Regions from separate parts of the Homo sapiens genome. Here all the other regions are linked to region 2. A link is a contact called in ENCODE Hi-C or POLR2A ChIA-PET data. All regions are on one chromosome and are shown on one strand. The core of a region is the stretch at or near the end of the contact, and the rest is flanking DNA. Distances in the headings are between cores, read along the strand shown. Region 1 overlaps LINC00880 (long intergenic non-protein coding RNA 880). Region 2 overlaps KCNAB1 (potassium voltage-gated channel subfamily A regulatory beta subunit 1). Region 3 overlaps PLCH1 (phospholipase C eta 1).

What was found. A loop is a pair of places that touch in the nucleus more often than their neighbours do. ChIA-PET counts read pairs that join two places held with the same protein, here RNA polymerase II (POLR2A). Pooled maps may share reads with other maps.
Region 1: a loop to region 2 is called in a map with no recorded cell type, with 6 times the contacts of the local background. The contact joins two enhancer-like sites. A Hi-C loop is called at or near these places in 1 of 37 single-sample maps with no recorded cell type and 8 of 50 pooled maps. POLR2A ChIA-PET finds 5 or more read pairs at or near these places in 1 of 52 experiments (GM10248).
Region 3: a pooled map shows a loop between it and region 2 (12-fold over the local background). The contact joins two enhancer-like sites. A Hi-C loop is called at or near these places in 3 of 37 single-sample maps with no recorded cell type and 3 of 50 pooled maps.

The regions. Positions count from the first base shown.
Region 1 is chr3:157,101,834-157,104,766 of GRCh38, forward strand. LINC00880 (long intergenic non-protein coding RNA 880) reads right to left here. Exons shown (of 4, transcript NR_034007.1): 2 at 1,525-1,646; 3 at 102-259. Among named protein-coding and RNA genes, the nearest start is that of LINC00881, 13 kb to the left of the region's middle. Within about 2 kb of position 1,623, at least 5 of the 41 ENCODE cell types and tissues checked have a DNase peak (open chromatin) inside an H3K27ac peak, as active enhancers do.
Region 2 is chr3:156,482,685-156,485,732 of GRCh38, forward strand. The region is part of intron 8 of KCNAB1 (potassium voltage-gated channel subfamily A regulatory beta subunit 1); the gene reads left to right. Among named protein-coding and RNA genes, the nearest start is that of KCNAB1-AS1, 37 kb to the left of the region's middle. RefSeq lists enhancers at 378-1,577, 811-1,070, 1,101-1,190. Within about 2 kb of position 1,752, at least 16 of the 41 ENCODE cell types and tissues checked have a DNase peak (open chromatin) inside an H3K27ac peak, as active enhancers do.
Region 3 is chr3:155,553,613-155,556,698 of GRCh38, forward strand. PLCH1 (phospholipase C eta 1) reads right to left here. Exons shown (of 23, transcript NM_014996.4): 9 at 464-584. Among named protein-coding and RNA genes, the nearest start is that of PLCH1-AS2, 69 kb to the left of the region's middle. Within about 2 kb of position 1,644, at least 3 of the 41 ENCODE cell types and tissues checked have a DNase peak (open chromatin) inside an H3K27ac peak, as active enhancers do.

The DNA of each region.
Region 1 (2,933 bases), core at 373-2,872, 620 kb after region 2:
TTTTCATATTTTGGAGCTTTTAACGTTTCAAAATTGTGGGCCTGTGTTATCCCCATCTTACAGATGAAGAAACTGAGGCACAAGGAGGTTAAACAACTTACCCACATTCATTAGCTCATGGGAGGTGGGACTGGGCCACCAACCCCCCGGGTTTTGCAGCCTTGCCGTGAGGACCCAATACAAGGTAGACTTCTGGGTTGAATTTTGTCCTCCAGAATTCATATGTTGAGGTCTTAACCTTAGTACCTCAGAATAGAACCTTATATGGAAATAGAGTCATTTGAAATATAATTAGTTAAGATGAAGTCATTAGGGTGGACCCTAATCCCAAGTGACTGGTGTCCTTATAACAAGGAGAAATTTGGGCGCAGAGGCAGGCATGCACACAGGGAGAGCACCATGTGAAGATGAAGGCGGAGCTCAGGGTGACACTTCTACAAGCTCAACAATACCAAAGGTTGTTAGCAAACTGCTAGAAGCTGGGAGGGAGGGGCATGGAACAGATCCTTCCCTGCCAGCCCTCAGAAGGAGCCAACCCTGCCGACACCTTGATCTTGAATATGTGAGACAATACATTTCTGTTGTTTAAGCCACACAGTTTGCAGTGCTTTGTTACAGCAGCCCTGGCAAACCATTACATGATCCTTACCCAGTGCTGGATTCTGAGTGGGAGATCAATAAGTGGTAGCTAGTCATACTTACTATCAGTATGACTGAGGCCTCAGACTGTTCATTGAAACATAAAGTCAGTAAATTATTTCTAAGACCTCTTTCAAGTTCTGGGTCTAATTTTTTATGTTTATAACATGAAGATAATTCAACTTCACTTGTACCCCCAATGGCCTGGCTCTTATAGCATTTCTTTGCTGTTTTAAAAATGGGAGCCAACCCAAATGTCCATCAATGATAGAGTGTATAAAGAAAATGTGGCCCATATACACCATGGAATACTATACAGCCATAAAAAAGAATGAGTTCATGTTCTTTGCAGGGACATGGATGAAGCTGGAAACCATCATTCTCAACAAACTAACACAGGAACAGAAAACCAAACATCGCATGTTTTCACTCATAAGTGGGAGCTGAACCATGAGAACACATGGACACAGGGCAGGGAACATCACACACTGGGGCCTGTCAGGGGGTGGGGGACAAGGGGAGGGAGGGCATTAGGACCAGTACCTAATACGTGTGGGACTTACAATCTAGATGACGGGTTAATGGGTGCAGCAAACCACCATGGCACATGTATACCTATGTAACGAATCTGCACGTTCTGCACATGTATCCCAGAACTTAAAGTAAAATTTAAAAACAACAACAACAAAAAAAAGATGGGCTAAGCTGGACACAGTGGCACACACCTGTACTCCCAGCTACTTGGGAGGGTGAAGTGGAAGGATCCCTTCATCCCAGAAGTTTGAGACCAGCTTGGGCAACATAGCAAGACTCTGAACAATAGATGGGCTAATGTAAATGTGGTCTTAGAAAGCAAAACAACAAGCCAGGTTCAGTGGCACATACCTGTAGTCCCAGCTATTCAGGAGGCTGAGGCAAGAGGACTGCTTGAGCCTAGGAGCTCAAGGCTGCAGTGAGCTATGATCAAGCCACTGCACTCTAACCTGGGCAACAGAGCAGTACGCCATCTGTAAAGAAAAATGCAAAACAAAACAAAGAACATTAAAACCGAAACCATGTGGGCCCTAATTTGCCTGCTGATGTTTCTGCTTGCATTGTGAATTCACTCAGTCCTTGGCTTTTCTGAGTCTCTTCTGCTTGTGTCTTCAGGCCTGTGGAGTTAAAACCAGTGTGTTCAGGCTACAGATTCTGCAAAGGAAAGCAGAAATCTAAGTTAGAGGCTCTTTTCTGTGAGTTAAGAGTGTGTTGCTAGAACCCTATTTAGGCTTGGAACATTTTGATTCTTCATGTGGAAATTTGTCCCAAAATTGCCACTTCACTGAGGAGATAAAAGCTGCTTTAAGAGAGCAGCTTGAATACTTTTTCTGTTCATAGGACAAGGCATGGTTGGGCCCAGTCTAGGGAAAGAGGTAAAATGATAAAAAGTGTTTTTTTGAGATTTAGTGACAGGAATGCCCATTGTCAAGCTAGCTTGGAGCTTTAAGCCTCTGCCCTTAACACTCTACCACATCAATTCAGAAAAGGATTTGCTATGGGTGGGGTGTGGCCCCAAACTCTCATCTGTGGAAACAGGACCTCAATGACTTTGTGTGTTCAAAGAATGGACTTTGGGTTTCCTTCCAGCATCTGATTGTGGCATGTAGTAGTGGTTCTTGGGGCTGCCTCTCTGACTCCCTGTCAGTCCCTCAGCCTTTGTCCAGGAAGCGGCTCCCAGCTTCTTTCCTGGAAGCACTTTTGCACCAAGTCAAGGGGCCTCTCTCATCTCCCCGCAGCCCAAGCCCCTCCCAGAGCCAGGGGTGGTTTTAGCATTTGCTTACGGTTTTTCATCTTTGCTCCTTGTTCCTGGATACCCTCTCCTAATTTTAGAAGTGTGTCTTCTCCTATCAGTGGATGCAGCCCAGTGGAATTCCGTGGGGATACAAAAATAGTTGCAGGATGGGGAGTATCACTTTTTGGTTGGTGTTTCTATGCAATAACAAATGAGAAATTTAAATAAGCAAAAAAAACCTGCCTAATCAATTGAACTGCTGGGGAGTAGAGATCACATATTGCTCATTTTTGAATCCCAGGTGCTTGGCACAAAGTACGTGCTCAGCACATTATTTGTTGAATGAATCCATCTTAGTTTTCTTCCTTCTTCAGAGAGGTGCTCTGACATGCATTAAGTTTAAACGTGGTTGCACAAACAAAGTTGGAAGATGTTTCTGCTTCATAATAGCTGTCATGAGTCATGTCCAATAAAAACGTCCTGGGATCAGGAGGAAAAGGACACACAGTCCAGATCCAGCTCAGCC
Region 2 (3,048 bases), core at 502-3,001:
GTCCCTGGTTTTCTTATCTGTAGAACGTAGGTAATAATATCTGCTCTATAGGGTTATTGTGAGGATTATTTGAGATAATATACACAAAATGCTTAGGATGTTGCCTAGTAACTACTCGAAATTTAGAGCTACCATTTTTGTTATTATTACTGTTTGTATAGTACTGCTGTAATTTTTTTATGCAGGAAATTACCTTGATGCAATTGTAGTCTCCAGGTCTACTACCAGGTTATCCTAGAGGTCTCAAAGAAGAAGGCTAACACAACAAATTAAGATGCATGAGTCACATGGTTTATCAAATCAATTAAAACACATTATGAGAAGAAAGAGGGGAAGAGATAGGGACAGTTAAAATAATTACACTAGAATTCACGCAGGAGAAAGAACCCAGCTACTTAAATCTTGGGACACACAGTGCTCATGTGACCTGTTCTCTCTATCTACCACATTGACCTTCTCCGTGGTGTGATTATATAGGTCAAATCTGAGGTTTCAGCAAGGGGCTCAGCAAGGAAAAGATGCCCGGGTCAGTAGTATACTTGGAAAGACACAGGGACAAGCCCACCTGGCCATGACCTGTAGCTCATCATTTGGCCTGATGAACAGCTAAGGACTATTTGCATTCCTTGCACAGAGGATTTCTGTGGCTAGAATGGGGGTCACCAATGGGTGGCTGACTGAAGACTTAAGTTCTCATATTTTATGTATTTATATTTAGTATATTTCAAATGTTTGATGTCGTATGCATATGGATATGTTGTCAATATCACCTCTTTCCATTCCTCCCTCCTATCTGTGTTCAGCATGCACATTCTCTACTTTGTTGATGGCCACTATGACTCAGGGGTTACTAATCCACTTAGTTTTACCATGCTCATCATATAAATTCTGCCTATGTCTCACAAGCTACTTGCATCTCCACCCAGTTTCATTTATCCTCTTTCTTTGTTTCACTTTCTTTCTTGAGCAGAACTGAATAATCTTAAGTCATACAGCAAAGGCACATTACAGAGTTCACCACTCTCAGTTGTTGACATGTTGCCTCAGGTCCGGCAAATCTTCCAGGCCTGTTGAAAAATTTCCAGCATTAACAAGAGGCCCACAAAGTTCTGACTGTGGATCATTCTGATATGCATCTATAAGAACAGAGCCCCTGGTTAACAAATGATCTTTTCCAACTGGGTTCCATAGAAAGAACAAGAGCTTTAGAGAAATTACCTTTACTAGAACTACTGAGAAGTTAACAATTGCCAAGGCTGCAGAAAATATGTGAAGAGCTGGCTTTAAAGAAAACTATACTCCAGAAAAACAATTGTACTCATCTGGTGTTGTATTTTCCGCTTTCTTTGGAAATCAGTGATTCCCAACCTTATTCCATAAAGTCCTGGTTTGAAGGGAAGATTCTAAAGAAGGATATGCTTATATGCTATGCAGTTTACTTCCTCTATTTTCTCTCCTCCCTCCCCCACCTTTTTTTTCTTTCATGACATCTTTACTCAACAGCGAAGGCAGAAGAGATTCAATCTGTATCATTCAGTAAGTTAAAAAAGGAAAAACAAGGTGGGCCAAATGTTTGGGAGACTATTGTACCTTCTCACAACAAGTCTGTGGACTTCACCAAGCTCCAAAAGGATGCTTTTTTCTTCTTCTTCTTTTTCCCTTAAGTTGTTTTTAGTTAAGAAAAAAGAGAGAGAGAGAGGGAGAACAGAGAGTGCTTCTGCTCACCCCAGCTGTCAGGTGAAAAACAGAGCTGCTTAGTATTCTGGGGCTGTGGGTTTATGACTCATGTGCACTTCCTTCTGTGAGTTGTCATTTCTCTGAGAGATATTTGGAGTTGTGACAAAATTTAACTCCATATTCTGAGGGGATGTTGACTGGATCTCAGGAGAATTCATTTCTGTAAGTTCCTCGATCTGCTGCAGCAGATCTGCAGTGACATGCAGAGGACTTGGAGACTAACATGACTTAGCAGCAACACACTCTGAGGGTTTACTGGCATGCTGATTGAATGCAGTGAGCAGAGCCACCTGTGTCAGGGTAATCGAAAATTCTCAGACAGCCGGGGATAAACAAATACCCTCGAGTCTCTCTCTTACTTTCTGTACAAAAGGAAGTATTAATAATGAGAGTAAGTGGTTTTGTTAACCCCCCTCCTGAATATTTAATATGTGTCCTAAAAAAATATGAGGTCTGCAATCAGAAGGTGAGGGCGTTAGTCTTAGGTATATAAACTTGGCTGAGTTGCTCAGACCTTCAGCTTCTCAGTTTTTCATTTGTAAAATGGGAAGAATAAAAATATTCTAGCTATTTCCAAGATTGTTGTGAAGACAAAATGAGATAAGTGGAAACATGTTATAAATTGTAATTGTCCTGCACAAATATTTTGAGGTTGTTGTTGTTACATATGTTTACACTTTTAGGAATATATAAACCTTGGAAGATGTAATAATCAAAGTTTCAGCCAGACACCAAGAAACAATTGAAATGACATTTTAGAGTGAGATGCCAGTTCTCCATTTGTACTTTCAAATGAAGTGTGCAAGAGCTTGTTCCATAGCTCTTTCTTCCCCCAACTTTTTATTTTGAGAAATTAAAAACTTATAGAAATGGTGAAAGAATAAACACCCAATACTCTTCACCTACATTTACCAAATTGTGCCACATTTTGCCTTTGTTTTTCCCTCTCTTGTTCTTTGCCATTGTGACATTTCATTCATAAATATTTTCTCCAGTATCTCCTGAGAATAAGGCATTCTTCTATATGACCATAACACAATCATCATACTCAAGAATATTCAAGCCATATTCAAATTTTCTAAAATGTCCTTTATAGGATTTATTTGTTTTGCTTTTTTGGGGGGGGCATGAATCCTGCAGTACATTTAATTGTCATGACTGTTAAATTTTTTTATTTTATTCTATTTTAGATTCGGGGGTACATGTGCAGGTTTGTTACATGGGTATATTACATAATGCTGAGCTTTGGGCTTCTAGTGAACTGATCACCCAAATAGTGAACATTGTACCCAATAGGGAGTTTCTTAAGAC
Region 3 (3,086 bases), core at 394-2,893, 930 kb before region 2:
TGGAAACCAAAAAAGGCAAGTAGTGGGGAGGAAATATTCAACACTGTCAAATGACAAGGAGAGGGTCAAGTAACATAAGGACTCCAGACACCTCAGTGTATAGATAAGACATCCATCATGATCAGAACCCACTAATTATGTACACAGTAACCTATGTTTCCAGATTTTATGGACACTCTACACCCTGGATTTAGAAATTTAGAGGTCACTATTTGCAAGAATGTCTTTAAGGAGGCATATTGAGAAAGAATGGGACAAGGAATAAATGCAGCATGAGAAAGTACAAACGGGAAGGCCACATTATTTGTTCACAATGTTTTGCTGAGAAGGAGGGAGAAAACTAGTCTAGCAAAGAGGGCAGTGTAGAGTCCAAGGAAGAGGATGTGGTTTTGTAGCTACGTTACATCAGGCAATGCTCCATGCGGGAGGCTACCGCTTAGCTCACAGGTGCTGCTTTACTTACTCATTCTTCACAAAGGCATGCTTGTTGATGGTCTCCACAACATCTCTGAAGAGAATTTTTGAAGTGAGAGTGTAACCATGATGTACTACTGGCTCTCCATCTGGGCCATCCCAACAGTCAACTGCCAAAAACAGAACTTTATATCAACAACCCAAAGTCTCTGGTGTTTATTAATATTTCTGGAAATACCAGACACATATTAAGTCCATTATCTGAAATTATACCCATTTCAATCCTGACAAAGACGTGACACAGACACAGAAATCGGTGTTCTGGCATATTTATCAGAACAAGGAATTAAAGAATTGCTTTTCCTCAAGACACAATGATTTGGTTTTGAGTGTGGTTAAAAAGATGTCATATTCTTAAACAGCTCAGAATTCACCAAAAACTCATTAGAACTTATCTAAATCCAGTCAAGTGTGCCCAAGGATAGGGAGATTTCTTGAAAGGTCATTTACCCAATTTCACTTCTTCTTCTTCTTCTTCTTCAGGTTATGAAGGTCTTTTAGAAAGTCACAGTGTCCTTCCCAAATCAATAATATAGTTTTCATTATTGTTCACTTAGGCTCACAATGTTTTCATTAGATTGATTTTCATTTCATTAATACTACAGTAGTTATAAAATAACATCAACTTCCTAAGTTCAAATCCTCGAGCGCTGCCAAGATTTATGTGAATTTGGGCAAATAACTTAATCATTTGAAGACTTGTTTTCCCCATCTAGAAAAGGAGAGTAATAGCACTTACATCATAAATTTGAGTGACAGTTAAATATATGTAAAGTAGCTTGTAACACTGCATGGCATATAGTAACTATGATTGTTATTGATACTATTAATATTGCTCTCTACCCACACAATCTCATTAGCTCTCAGCTGGAGAAAGACAGTAGGTTTTTCACCATGCCCCTCTGACTAAGAATTTGCTTTCTCTTGTTTTTATATTTTGCCCCCAGGCTAATTCCTCAAAACACTACTTTCACCTCATTGCTCCTTTGCTCAAAAGCCTACTTGGTGCATAGCACAGCATCCAACACAGAGAAGTAAGTAGTCTGTAAATATATGCTAAATGGATTAATAAATATCTTACCTCATACAATAGCTCTTGCGTGCTTACCTCCAACGCCCCTGTCTCTTGTGCTAGAGCCTGGCTAATCATTCACTAACCCTGTTTCTTCTTTTATCGAGGGAACACAGCTGGACTCTATTTCCTAGCCTTCCTTTGCAGGAGGATGTGGCCAGTGAAATGTGGGCAGAAAGTATGTGCACCACTTCCAGGTATGGTTGACAGAAACCTGCTGCCTTACATAATCATTCGTCTTCTTTCCTCTTCTGCTGTGACTTTAGAAGTGGTGAAGATGGCACAGCCACAAGATGGAAAAAGACAAAACTGCTTGAGAGATTCACCCACTAGGAACACCTATTTTGAACTTGACATAATCAAGAAATAAACTTCAGTTGTTTTAAGGCACAGGAAATTTGAAGTTTTATTGTTAAAAGGACAATGTTGCCTTAATTACCATGCTAGCTCCTGTCTGACAATTCAATCTTACTTTCTCCTACACCCAAGCTCACAGGCTTGTTCTTCTGGTTAGGCAAATTTTCTCACACACATTCCCACCTCCATGTGTCTTTTCTTCTTTCTTTAAAGTCAACTGACATATCCCCTTCTCATTTTGCTTACCTAAATCCTAATCAAGGCAAAACTAGGATCCCCCACAGAACCTCGCTAGCCCACAGGATCTCTCTTTTCCTTATGGCAAGAGGTCATCATCTCAAACACCACCAAAAGCCTAGCAGTTAATATAAATAAGTGCAGCGGCTCAATGGGAAATGTGTGCCTGAATGAGATAACTACTTACTGTTAATCATTACTAAGTAGGAATGAGAACCTTGGTTGCCAGAACTTCTGAGGAAACTAAAATGTCTAGATTTTATTGCTGTGAATTTTCCCAATTTTTAAATACTGGCAATTAATCCATTTTTAAAACTACAATATGGGTCAAACATAAACATTTCTGCAAGCTGAATTTGCATAATGGAATGCTGATTGAAAGTCTGCCTTTAGAGTTCGAGACCGGCCTGGCCAACATGGTGAAACCCCTTCTCCGCTAAAAATACAAAAATTAGCTGTGTGTGGTGGCGGATGCCTGTAATCCCAGCTACTCAGGAGGCTGAGGCAGGAGAATCGCTTGAACCCGGGAGGTGGAGGATGCAGTGAGTCGAGCTCGTGACATTGCAACTCCAGCCTGGGCAACAAGAGTGAAACTCCGTCTCAAAATAAAAGAAACTCTGCCTTTAATTAGGACCACACAGTTGTGAACCACATATGTTCTCTATTTTAGTAGCACCTTCCCCTATATGTGTGTTTTGTGTATTACCCCAGGAGATATCTCTGTTTTTCTTTTAAAATATTCAAAATGCTCACCATAATTACAATGTGATTGTAATGGTTAATTTTTCATGTCAATGAGGCTTGGCTATGATGTTCAGTTATTTGGTCAAACACCAGTCTATATGTTCTGTGAAGATATTTTAAAAATAGGATTAACATTTAAATCAGTAGGCTTTGGGTAAAGCCGATTATGCTCCACAATGTGAGTGGGCCTCGCCCAGTCAGC